Linked DNA regions of Homo sapiens: region 1 is linked to region 2. A link is an interaction called in ENCODE POLR2A ChIA-PET data of the cell type or tissue named here. Cell type or tissue: MCF 10A. All regions are shown on one strand. Links, peaks and the distances in the headings refer to the core of each region. The heading gives the core; the rest is flanking DNA. Region 1 overlaps HELZ2 (helicase with zinc finger 2). Region 2 overlaps TNFRSF6B (TNF receptor superfamily member 6b).

The links. ChIA-PET counts read pairs that join two places held together with the same protein. Peaks named below come from ENCODE experiments on the same cell type or tissue, not always from the same donor. Only the 100,000 strongest peaks of a DNase experiment are listed, where the experiment ranks them.
Region 1: POLR2A ChIA-PET joins it to region 2 with 5 read pairs; 7 of 35 experiments call an interaction of 5 or more read pairs at or near these places.

Annotation. Positions count from the first base shown.
Region 1 is chr20:63,562,158-63,567,508 of GRCh38, reverse strand. It overlaps HELZ2 (helicase with zinc finger 2), which reads left to right. Exons shown (of 20, transcript NM_001037335.2): 7 at 1-665; 8 at 1,056-1,131; 9 at 1,278-4,989; 10 at 5,127-5,221; 11 at 5,306-5,351. Among named protein-coding and RNA genes, the nearest start is that of HELZ2, 9.4 kb to the left of the region's middle. RefSeq lists enhancers at 202-251, 3,106-3,275. In MCF 10A, for the core only: no CTCF peak of the experiment used is centred there; no DNase peak of the experiment used is centred there.
Region 2 is chr20:63,696,725-63,702,043 of GRCh38, reverse strand. It overlaps TNFRSF6B (TNF receptor superfamily member 6b), which reads right to left. Exons shown (of 3, transcript NM_003823.4): 1 at 4,853-5,319; 2 at 4,522-4,716; 3 at 3,360-3,764. The coding sequence starts at 5,276. The coding sequence ends at 3,481. It overlaps ARFRP1 (ARF related protein 1), which reads left to right. Exons shown (of 8, transcript NM_001267547.3): 6 at 144-214; 7 at 1,342-1,442; 8 at 1,514-3,397. The coding sequence ends at 1,601. It overlaps RTEL1-TNFRSF6B (RTEL1-TNFRSF6B readthrough (NMD candidate)), which reads right to left. Exons shown (of 38, transcript NR_037882.1): 36 at 4,853-5,284; 37 at 4,522-4,716; 38 at 3,346-3,764. Among named protein-coding and RNA genes, the nearest start is that of TNFRSF6B, 2.7 kb to the right of the region's middle. RefSeq lists enhancers at 2,403-2,482, 1,623-2,504, 2,553-2,602, 2,673-2,852, 3,093-3,142 and 1 more. In MCF 10A, for the core only: no CTCF peak of the experiment used is centred there; a DNase peak (open chromatin) is centred at 2,743.

The DNA of each region.
Region 1 (5,351 bases), core at 117-5,116, 130 kb after region 2:
CGCTGCAGTACTGTTGCCTGACCGACGACCGCCAGGCTTTCCGCCCGCCCACACGGGCAGAGCTGGCGCGGCACCGCGTGGTGGTCACCACCACCTCCCAGGCCCGTGAGCTCAGGGTGCCGGTCGGCTTCTTCTCCCACATTCTCATCGATGAGGCGGCCCAGATGCTGGAGTGCGAGGCCCTCACCCCGCTGGCCTATGCCTCGCACGGCACCCGCCTCGTGCTGGCGGGCGACCACATGCAGGTCACACCCCGGCTGTTCAGTGTGGCCAGGGCCCGGGCGGCCGAGCACACGCTGCTGCACCGCCTCTTCCTGTGCTACCAGCAGGAGACTCACGAGGTGGCGCGGCAGAGCCGCCTGGTCTTCCACGAGAACTACCGCTGCACGGACGCCATTGTCAGCTTCATCTCGCGGCACTTCTACGTGGCCAAGGGCAACCCCATCCACGCCAGGGGCAAGGTTCCGCCCCACCCCCGGCACTACCCGCTCATGTTCTGCCACGTGGCGGGCAGCCCAGACCGGGACATGTCCATGGCGTCCTGGCTGAATCTGGCTGAGATTGCGCAGGTCGTCGAGAAGGTGCAGGAGGCCTACAACACCTGGCCCAGCTGCTGGGGCGGCCGCGAGCAGAGGTGCATCTGTGTCGTTTCCCACGGTGCCCAGGTGAGCCCGGCCAGCCCGGGACAGCCCCCGACCGCACCCCTGCTGGGGGAGGGGGAGCTCTCCGGCTGATGGACGAGCCCCCGCCTCAGTTTCCCCATCTGTAAGAGGGGGCTGCAGTATTTGCCTCCCAGGGCTGAGGTGGGGCTCGGCCCCTGAGGTGTCTGGAGCTTGGTGGGGGTGCCGTCTCCTTGTCGGGGGTGGCCCAGTCCTCACTGCGTCCTGCGCTCATCCCCGAGCTTGGTGGGGGTGCCCTCTCCTTGTCGGGGGTGGCCCAGTCCTCACTGCGTCCTGCGCTCATCCCCGAGCTTGGTGGGGGTGCCCTCTCCTTGTCGGGGGTGGCCGAGTCCTCACTGCGTCCAGCACTCATCCCCGGCCCTGCTGCGTCTTCAGGTCAGTGCACTGAGGCAGGAGCTGAGGAGGCGGGACCTAGGCCAGGTGTCTGTCGGCAGTTTTGAGATCCTGCCAGGTGGGTGACCAGCGGGGCCAGGTGCTGCCAGCTGCCCCAGGATACCCCGGGTGGCTCGGCCCACTCCTCAGCCTGGCATCGGCAGGGGTGGGGCTGGTCCCACCGTCTTGCGCACCCAGCCTGACCTGACTGCGTGCCCCCTGCAGGGCGGCAGTTCCGGGTCGTGGTGCTCAGCACTGTGCACACCTGCCAGAGCCTGCTCAGCCCTGGGGCACTGGCCCCTGAGTTCTTCACCGACGCCCGCGTGCTCAACACCGTCCTGACCCGCGCCCAGTCCCAGCTGGTGGTAGTGGGGGACGCCGTGGCCCTCTGCTCCTTCGGGGCCTGCGGCAAGCTCTGGGAGAGCTTCATCCGTGAGTGCGTGGAGCGGCACAGTGTCTGCCCCGAGGGCCTGTCCATGGAGCAGGTCGAGCAGGGTGTGGCGCAGAGACGGCGCTGGCCTCCCCGAGGCACACAGGCTGGGGCAGCGGGGAACTGGGAGGCTGCCCCAGAGCCAGTAGGGGACCTGGCCGAGGAGCAGGCGGCTGTGGTGACGGCCATGGTGAAGGCAGAGCCGGGAGATGAGGCTCTGAGCCCAGCATCCCGTGACATCACGGCAACCACAGCGCAGACGGAGGCTGCGGCAGCACCAGCAGGAGACGCAGTGAAGGAAGACGTGGTGCCCGGGGCCTGTGCGGCAGGAGCGGCTGCTGCAGCGGGCGTGGAGTCCACGGAGGCTGAGGATGCAGAGGCTGACTTCTGGCCGTGGGACGGGGAGCTCAACGCTGACGACGCCATCCTACGGGAGCTTCTGGACGAGAGCCAGAAGGTGATGGTGACCGTCGGGGAGGACGGGCTGCTGGACACTGTCGCCAGGCCCGAGTCCCTGCAGCAGGCCCGGCTGTACGAGAACCTGCCCCCGGCTGCGCTACGGAAGCTGCTGCACGCGGAGCCCGAGCGGTACCGCCACTGCTCTTTCGTGCCAGAGACCTTCGAGCGGGCGTCAGCCATCCCGCTGGACGATGCCTCCTCGGGCCCCATCCAGGTCAGGGGCCGCCTGGACTGTGGGATGGCCTTCGCCGGGGATGAGGTGCTGGTGCAGCTCCTTTCGGGAGACAAGGCGCCCGAGGGGCGGCTTCGGGGCCGCGTGCTGGGCGTGCTGAAGAGGAAGAGGCACGAGCTGGCGTTTGTGTGCCGCATGGACACGTGGGACCCGCGCATCATGGTCCCCATCAATGGCTCCGTGACCAAGATCTTCGTGGCCGAGCTGAAGGACCCATCGCAGGTCCCCATCTACAGCCTCCGGAAGGGCCGGCTGCAGCGTGTGGGGCTTGAGAGGCTCACCGCCGAGGCCCGGCACAGCCGGCTCTTCTGGGTCCAAATTGTCCTGTGGCGGCAAGGCTTCTACTACCCGCTGGGCATCGTCCGGGAGGTGCTGCCTGAGGCCAGCACCTGGGAGCAGGGCCTCCGCATCCTCGGCCTGGAGTACAGCTTGAGGGTGCCCCCGTCGGACCAGGCCACCATCACCAAGGTGCTGCAGAAATACCACACGGAGCTTGGCCGGGTTGCCGGCCGCCGAGAGGACTGCCGCGCCTTCTTGACCTTCACTGTGGACCCCCAGGGCGCCTGCAACCTCGATGATGCCCTCAGTGTCCGAGACCTGGGTCCCAGGTGCGAGGTGGCTGTGCACATCACTGATGTGGCCAGCTTCGTGCCCAGGGACGGGGTGCTGGACGTGGAGGCGCGAAGGCAGGGCGCTGCGTTCTATGCCCCCGGCAGGGAGCCAGTGCCCATGCTGCCGGCCAGCCTCTGCCAGGACGTCCTCAGCCTCCTGCCTGGCCGGGACCGCCTGGCCATCTCCCTGTTCCTCACCATGGAGAAGGCCAGTGGCCAGCTGAAGAGCCTGCGCTTTGCACCCTCCGTGGTCCAGTCTGACCGCCAGCTGTCCTACGAGGAGGCGGAGGAGGTGATCAGGCAGCACCCGGGTGCCGGCCGTGAGCTGCCGGCCCGCCTGGACTCCGTGGACGCCTGCGTCGTGGCCGCGTGCTACTTCTCTCGGCTGCTGCGCCGGCACCGCCTGCGGTCCGACTGCTTCTATGAGCAGCCGGACGAGGACGGCACCCTGGGCTTCCGCGCGGCCCACATCATGGTGAAGGAGTACATGATTCAGTTTAATAGGCTCGTGGCTGAGTTCCTGGTGGGCAGCGAGTGCACGCGGACGGTCACGCCTCTGCGGTGGCAGCCAGCACCCCGCAGCCAGCAGCTCAAGGCCCTGTGTGAGAAGCATGGGGACCGGGTGCCCCTGTCACTGCACCTCGGCCACCACCTGCACGGCGGCGGGGGCAGTCCCCCCGACACGCGGCTGCACCTCCTGGCCTCCCTCTGGAAGCAGGTCCAGTTTGCTGCCCGCACCCAGGACTACGAACAGATGGTGGACTTGGTCACCACGGACGACATGCACCCATTCCTGGCTCCTGCAGGCCGCGACCTCCGCAAGGCCCTGGAGCGCTCGGCGTTCGGCCGCTGCGCCCGGGGCCACCAGCAGCAGGGCGGCCACTACTCGCTGCAGGTGGACTGGTACACGTGGGCCACCTCGCCCATCCGCAGGTACCTGGACGTGGTGTTGCAGCGGCAGATCCTGCTGGCGCTGGGCCATGGGGGCTCTGCCTACTCTGCCAGGGACATCGATGGGCTCTGCCAGGCCTTCAGCCTCCAGCACGCACTTGCCCAGAGCTATCAGCGGCGGGCGCGCAGCCTGCACCTGGCCGTGCAGCTCAAGGCCCAGCCTCTGGACAAGCTGGGCTTCGTGGTGGACGTGGAGGCGGGCTCCCGCTGCTTCCGGCTGCTCTTCCCCAGCAACCGGGAGACGCTGCCTGACCCCTGCCCCGTCCCCTACGGCTCCCTGCAGCTGGCCGAGCACCCCCACGCCCTGGCAGGCCGGCCGGGCCTGCGGCTCCTGTGGCGGCGCCGTGTCTACTCAGCGCAGGGATCCAGCCCGCCCCTGCCACTGCCTGGCACTGTGCCGGACCCACACACCCTGGCCGTGGAGACGGCCCTGTGGAAGCAGCTGCTGGAGCTGGTGGAGCTGCAGCGCTGGCCGGAGGCGGCTGCTCTCATCCAGGAGAAGGGCGAGGCGTCCCAGCGGCGGGAGCTGGTGCAGGTGCAGCGGAGCCACTGTGGCCATTTCCTGGAGGTGGCCCGGGAGCTGGGCAGTGGGGACACCCTGCAGGTGCAGCTCGGCACCAGCCTGCAGCACGGCTTCCTGGTACCGAGCCCTCAGCTCTGGACGGTGGCACCGGGCTTCAGCCTCTGCCTGGAGCACGTGGAGCGGCCCGGAGACTGCTTCTCAGGCCGTGTGTACCGGGCCCCGAGGGACCGGTACCGCGACGTGGATGAGTACGCCTGCGTGTGGGAACCATTCTGCGCCCTGGAGTCGGCCACCGGCGCGGTTGCCGAGAATGACTCCGTCACACTTCAGCACCTGAGTGTCTCCTGGGAGGCGTCACGGACGCCGCAGGGGCAGCTGCAGGGCGCCTTCCGCCTGGAGGCCGCCTTCCTCGAGGAGAACTGTGCCGACATCAACTTCAGCTGCTGCTACCTCTGCATCCGGCTCGAGGGGCTGCCGGCTCCCACGGCCAGCCCACGCCCTGGGCCCAGCAGCCTCGGCCCTGGCCTGAATGTTGACCCCGGCACGTATACCTGGGTGGCCCACGGGCAGACGCAGGACTGGGACCAGGAGCGCCGGGCAGACCGGCAGGAGGCTCCCAGACGGGTGCACCTCTTCGTCCACCACATGGGCATGGAGAAGGTTCCGGAAGAGGTGCTGAGGCCGGGCACCCTGTTCACCGTTGAGCTGCTGCCCAAGCAGCTTCCTGATCTGTGAGTGGCTTCCACCAGCAGAGGCTGGGCTGGGGGACCGCCCCGGGCCCCTCACTTGCAGGAGGGGGGAGCTCGTGGGGCAGCAGCCCCTTTCCTGGGAGTCCTGTTGGTTTTCCAGTGTCTGCCTTCACCCCCAGCCGCAAGGAGGAAGCCGTGCGTGGACTAGAGGAGGCGTCCCCGCTGGTCACCAGCATCGCACTGGGCCGGCCTGTCCCGCAGCCCCTCTGCAGAGGTAGGTCTGCCCCACCCCTCCAGCTTCCCCTCTGGCCCCCAGCCCCACCCTGCATGAGTGCTCAGGGAGGCTGCCCCCTCTCAGTGATCCCCAGCAGGTTCCTGGAGCGGCAGACCTACAACATCCCCGG
Region 2 (5,319 bases), core at 320-5,319:
TGGTCAGAAGTGCTCCTGCCTAGTGGGTGACGGGGGGGGGGGGGGCAGAGGGAGTGGCTGTCACAGTGTCCACGCCTGTGGGCCCCTGGGCAGTCAGAGGCAGGATGCTGGGTGTGAGGCGCTGCCTCTCCTGCCCTCCCCAGAGAAGGTGGTGACCAGCGAGGCGCTGTGCGGTGTCCCCGTCTTGGTGCTGGCCAACAAGCAGGATGTGGAGGTGAGCCCCACCCCTGCCTCCCGCAGCAGCTTCCCGAGTCCCCAGCCTCCCCCACAGCAAGGGGAGCAGGTGTGCACCCAGACACCCCAGGCCCAGTGACTGCCCAGGGGGTACAGAGCCATTCTCAAGGCCTGCCCTGCCCCCAGCAGCTTCCCAAGCCTGGTTCCTCTCCAGACCTGCTGCTGCCAGCCCTGGAGGTTCTCCCACCTCAGGGCAGGCGCCCAGAGGCCTCTTCCTGCTATGCAGGGCACCTCTCCCCAGGAGGGCGGCCGTGTCTCAGGAGTGTGTGGCCAAGCTGTGGGGACACCCAGGTGAAACTCAGAGCTCAAAGAAGTGATGCTGGGGCCCTGGTGGGAGTCAGCTCTGACCCTTACCTGTTCCTGCTACCCTTGGAGGTGGCATCTGTGCCAGCCCCACCCCCAGGGCAGCCCCTCAAGACCCCTCTGAGGTGCCACTGCCCCCGGGAGCACTGGCCACGCTGAGTTCTAGCTGTTCTCTTGGAGTGGCTTTGCACAGAAGCAGCCCGGCGTCCAGAGGGCCAGGTGAATCTTCACTTCCTGCCTTCTCTGGGGTGGCTCTGTTGCCCCCAGCCTGTAAGGCTGGCCTCCCCTACAATCTCAGCCGACAAGAGGGACATCTGGTACGGGGCAGGGGTCTCCCCTCGGAGGAAAAGGGGAGGGGAGGGCTGCTTTTTGAAGACTGGGCAGGTGGTTGTGAGCAGAAGCCACCATGACTGCAGACTGCCTCCATCACTGATGCAGGGCTCCCACCTCTCCATCATCCCCGGCTGTGTGGGCCCCTGGGACCTGCCTCCGCCACTGCCCAGGAGGCCTCAGTCCTCAGCGCCCCACCTCGGGGCTCAGGGTGTCCCCCAGGGAGGGGATGGGGGGTGGACTCCTTGGAGCCGTGTGGACGTCTAGTTTGTCTCAGGCACTACCAGCCATGTTCAGCCTCGGGCTGAGCACAGGGTCCTCACTGCTGTGGTCTCTGTGGGAGACACTGGGACCCTGGTGGAGCTCTGGCTGTTTCCCTGGGGTGAAGGGCATACGCCCTTCTGAGAGTCCCGGGCCCACAGGCAGGACAGGGCCAGACGTGGGGGCTGCTCCTCACGGCCTTACCTCCCCCAGACGTGCCTCTCAATCCCTGACATCAAGACGGCCTTCAGCGACTGCACCAGCAAGATCGGCAGGCGAGATTGCCTGACCCAGGCCTGCTCGGCCCTCACAGGGTGAGTGGGGGCTGCACCTGCGGGGGCTTTGGGGACCGAGACCCCCCGCCTCACACCCGCTGTCTTCACAGCAAAGGGGTGCGCGAGGGCATCGAGTGGATGGTGAAGTGTGTCGTGCGGAATGTGCACCGGCCGCCGCGGCAGAGGGACATCACGTAGGCGCAGCCGCGCTGCCGTCGGGACGGCTGGTCCCCTGGTGCTGGAGGAGTGGCCTCCTGTTGGCTCCCATGCTGCTGATCTGGGGGGTGGGTTTGCTTTGCTTTGGGGTTCTTCTATTTACTTTGTTTTCTCGAAGACAAACTTTCCTCTATGTCTGGAAAAGCGTAGGCATCCGGAGGCTTTGGAGGGGAGTCTGGCAGCCCGGCTGGCCCAGGCCCTGCAGCGGCAGCCTTTCCACAGGGCGCAGCGGCGGCCTTTCGAGGCCCTTTCTGGGGGGTCTGAGGGAGACCTGGTTGGGAATTGGGGCTCCAGTGCTCAGGCTGGCTTGGGCTGCATGAGGACAGCCCTGTGGGACCCTCGGGAGACCCCGTGGCTGTCTCCGCCCCATCGAGGAGGAGGCCCGTCAGCCATGGCTGCCATCTGGCTTCTGCCCTGTGACCCCGTGACCCCGTGACCCCGGAAGTGGTCTGGGGCTGATCTTGCCTTGAGGAAGACCCAGGCCATGTTCCCAAAGGCCAGCGGGGGCCCTGGATTGTGATGCAGCCTCGGGACAGGGCTGAGGCCTGCGGGGGAAGACCTATACCCCACGCCTGGGCCTGGCTTCACCTCACCCTAATCCCCCGGGAGGGAGCTGACTGATGCAAAAAGCTGAGGGGGCCTGCTGGGAGTGGCTGTTTTTATGCCCCAGCCCCGCAAGTTGGGGAGTGTTTGTGGGGGTCCAGAGCCCTCCCCCAGCCAGGAGAGAACCTCCCGGAGGGGTTCTCTGTGGGGCCCTGTGTCCCCTGCTCGGGAGTAAGGCTGGTCCTGGGGTCCTCCCTGCACGGACCCCACTGGGCCTGCCGAGTGCTGTGTTCTTCCTCAGTCTGGCTGTGGGCAGGAGCGGCCTGCCCAGTGTCACCCAGGGTGAGTGCAAAATAAAGACGGCGAGTGTGGCTCTGTCCATCCCTTCCCTCCTGGAGGGTGGAGGCTCCTGGCTGTTGGACACGGTGATGGTGTTACTGGGCTGCTCAGGGGCTGGTGGGCAGGTGAGGGGCTCCCCAGGTGGGCCTGGAGAGTCCAGGCACTCCCTTCCTGCGGATGTGGGAAGGACATGGGGTCCTGGGAGGAGCTGCTGGGAAGGGGCATGAGTCAGGGTGGGGGTGGCGCAGCAGCTGCGGGGCTGTGACTCACAGGAGTCGGGCCCTGGAAGTCCCCGCGTCCTCTCCAGGGGACCCTGTGTGTGTTCTGCAGGTTGGTTCCCAGGACCTGGGGGGGACCTCCAGCCCCGGGAACCTGGCCGTGCTGGGGAGGCGAGTGGCTGGTGCAGCCCCCCGGTTGCTCTGGGTGCATCGGGAGGCTTCAGAGCCTGCCCCAGAGAGGGAGAAGCTTCACTTCCCGGAAAGCATGGGAGGCCTGGAGGAGGTCTTTGGCAGGTCCCCTCTCGGGAAATCCCCTGTGAGTTGGGAGTGGGAGGAATTCATAAGTGGGGGGTTAGTGTGGGCCCCGGCGACTAGGGCTGGCCTGAGCCCCATCCTGTTCTTCCAGCAATGATACCCTCCCAGGCCCTGACCCTCGCTGAGCTTCAGGGGCCCCTGCCACGTGCCACAGCCACTGGGGGCAGAGGTGGCACTCCCCACTGATCCTCCCAGGGAGGGTCTGTCTGAGGTAGGGGAAGCCCCGGGCAGCAGTTCTGATGGCAGGCAGCCTGAGGGATCTGGGCACAGCGGGCGGCTCAGGTGTCCCCGGCTGCCCTCCCAGTAGCTGTGCAACTACAACCAGTTTTATGAAAAAGCTTTATAAAAATAAGCTTTAAGAAACCTCATTTCTTCTATTTAAAAAAAAGCCTCTTTCAGTGCAAGTGGGGTGCCAAGGATGTAGAATAAATAAGAGGGGGCCAGGATCAGTGCACAGGGAGGAAGCGCTCACGGACGCTCCGCTCCAGCCCGGGCATCCTGGCCACGCGCAGCGCCTGCAGCAGCCGCACCAGCAGCGCCCCGTCCTGCGCCCCCAGGAGCTCCGTGAGCCGCCGACGCAGCTTCAGCTGCAAGGCCGCGCGGCCCGCCCTTGGTGTCGGACCCCAGCCCTCCGGGGCCTCGAGGGCCTGCAGCAGCCGCTGCAGCCTCTTGATGGAGATGTCCTGGAAAGCCACAAAGTCGATGACGGCACGCTCACACTCCTCAGCTCCTGCAGTGGGGTGGGGAGGCAGCGGTCCGATCATTTCACCCACACACACTGGCGGGGGCTGCCAGGTACCCTGCTTTCTGGGCCCCACTCGGGGGGTTTGCAGGAGAGAGAAATCCCTGTGCAGTGAGCCGTGCTGGAGAGGGCAGTGCAACGATGGGGACTGGAGAAGGGGCAGGAGCCTTCGGTCAGAGAGCTGGAGCAAAGGCCTAGGGGGCAGGAGCGGCCACTCGGACCTTGGCTGCAAGAGGCAAGGGGGCCCAGGCAAGGGCTTGGGGCTCCTGGGCCATCGGAAGGGGCGAGTTGGGACCTGCAGATGGACCGGACCTGACTTGATGTTAAGGGGGTCACTTCCCCCTGTGACTTCTCAACAGTGGTTAACATTGGGCCTCGGTTTCCCCATGTCAGAGGAGGCAGCCACCTTCCTCTCAGGCAGTTAGGAGAGTTACCATCAGGCCTCGGTTTCCCCGTGTCAGAGGAGCCAGCCACCTTCCCCTCGGGCAGTTAGGAGATTGCTGCCCACTTTCCCAGAGCTCCCCAGGGGAGGCTGTGCCCTGGCTCAGATCCAAATTCTCAGCCACCCCTGAGAGGGCAGACTTGGTGGGGATCTAGTGGAGGGACCCCTGACCCCTCAAATCCACTGTGGCCCCTTCCCAGAGCCAGCTGGCATGCCTCAGGCTAGATGCACGTGCAGGGGCAGGAGTGAGGGCACAAGTGGGCCTGGCCTGCAGTGTGCTGCCCCCTCAGGCCTCTGGCTCACCTGGTACCCTGGTGCTGAGGGGGAAGCCAGTGCAGCTGGTGCACAGGGTGTCATGGGAGGAAGAGCCTGGCACATTGAGGGCCAGGCCCAGGGCCGTGCAGTTGCGGTGGGGCTGGCACTGCTCTGAGCTGGAGCTGCTGGCTGAGAAGGTGCCTGGGGGGCACGGCTGGCACTGCGTGTTCTGGCTGGGGGTGCCTGCAGCCAGGAGGGAAGAACAGGGTCAGGGGAACTGGTGTCCTAGCTCAGGGTGCAAGGCTGGGACCAGCAACCTGACCCCTGCCACACCTCCGGCCACCACTCCTGGGGGCCCCTCCCCTCGCCCAGCTCTCACCCGGGGCAATCACGCCGGCACCAGGTGGACACGATGCGTGCTCCAAGCAGAAACCAGCGTGCGCGAAGAAGCCGGTGCGGCAGCGGCAGGCACGGTTGTGGGTGGCGTGGCAAGCCCGTGCCTCCTCCTCACGCTCCCCGCAGAGGACGTTGCAGTAGCGGCAGCGCTCTAGGTAGTTCCAGAACTGCGTGTAGTGGCGCGGTGGACACGGGCCACACGTCGTGGGGCTGTCTCGGCGGCACGGCCGCTGCACAAAGGTGCCTGGGGGGCACTGGGCGCACACCAGCCGCTCCCCTGTCTCTGCGTCCCGCCAGGGGTAGGTGGGTGTTTCTGCCACTCCGCGTACAGCCGGCACCGGCAGCAGGGCAGGCAGCGCCAACACCAGGCACAGCAGCGACAGGCCTGGCCCCTCCAGCGCCCTCATGGTCCTTGCTGGAGCAGGGAGAGCGCGGCTCAGCGCGGACACA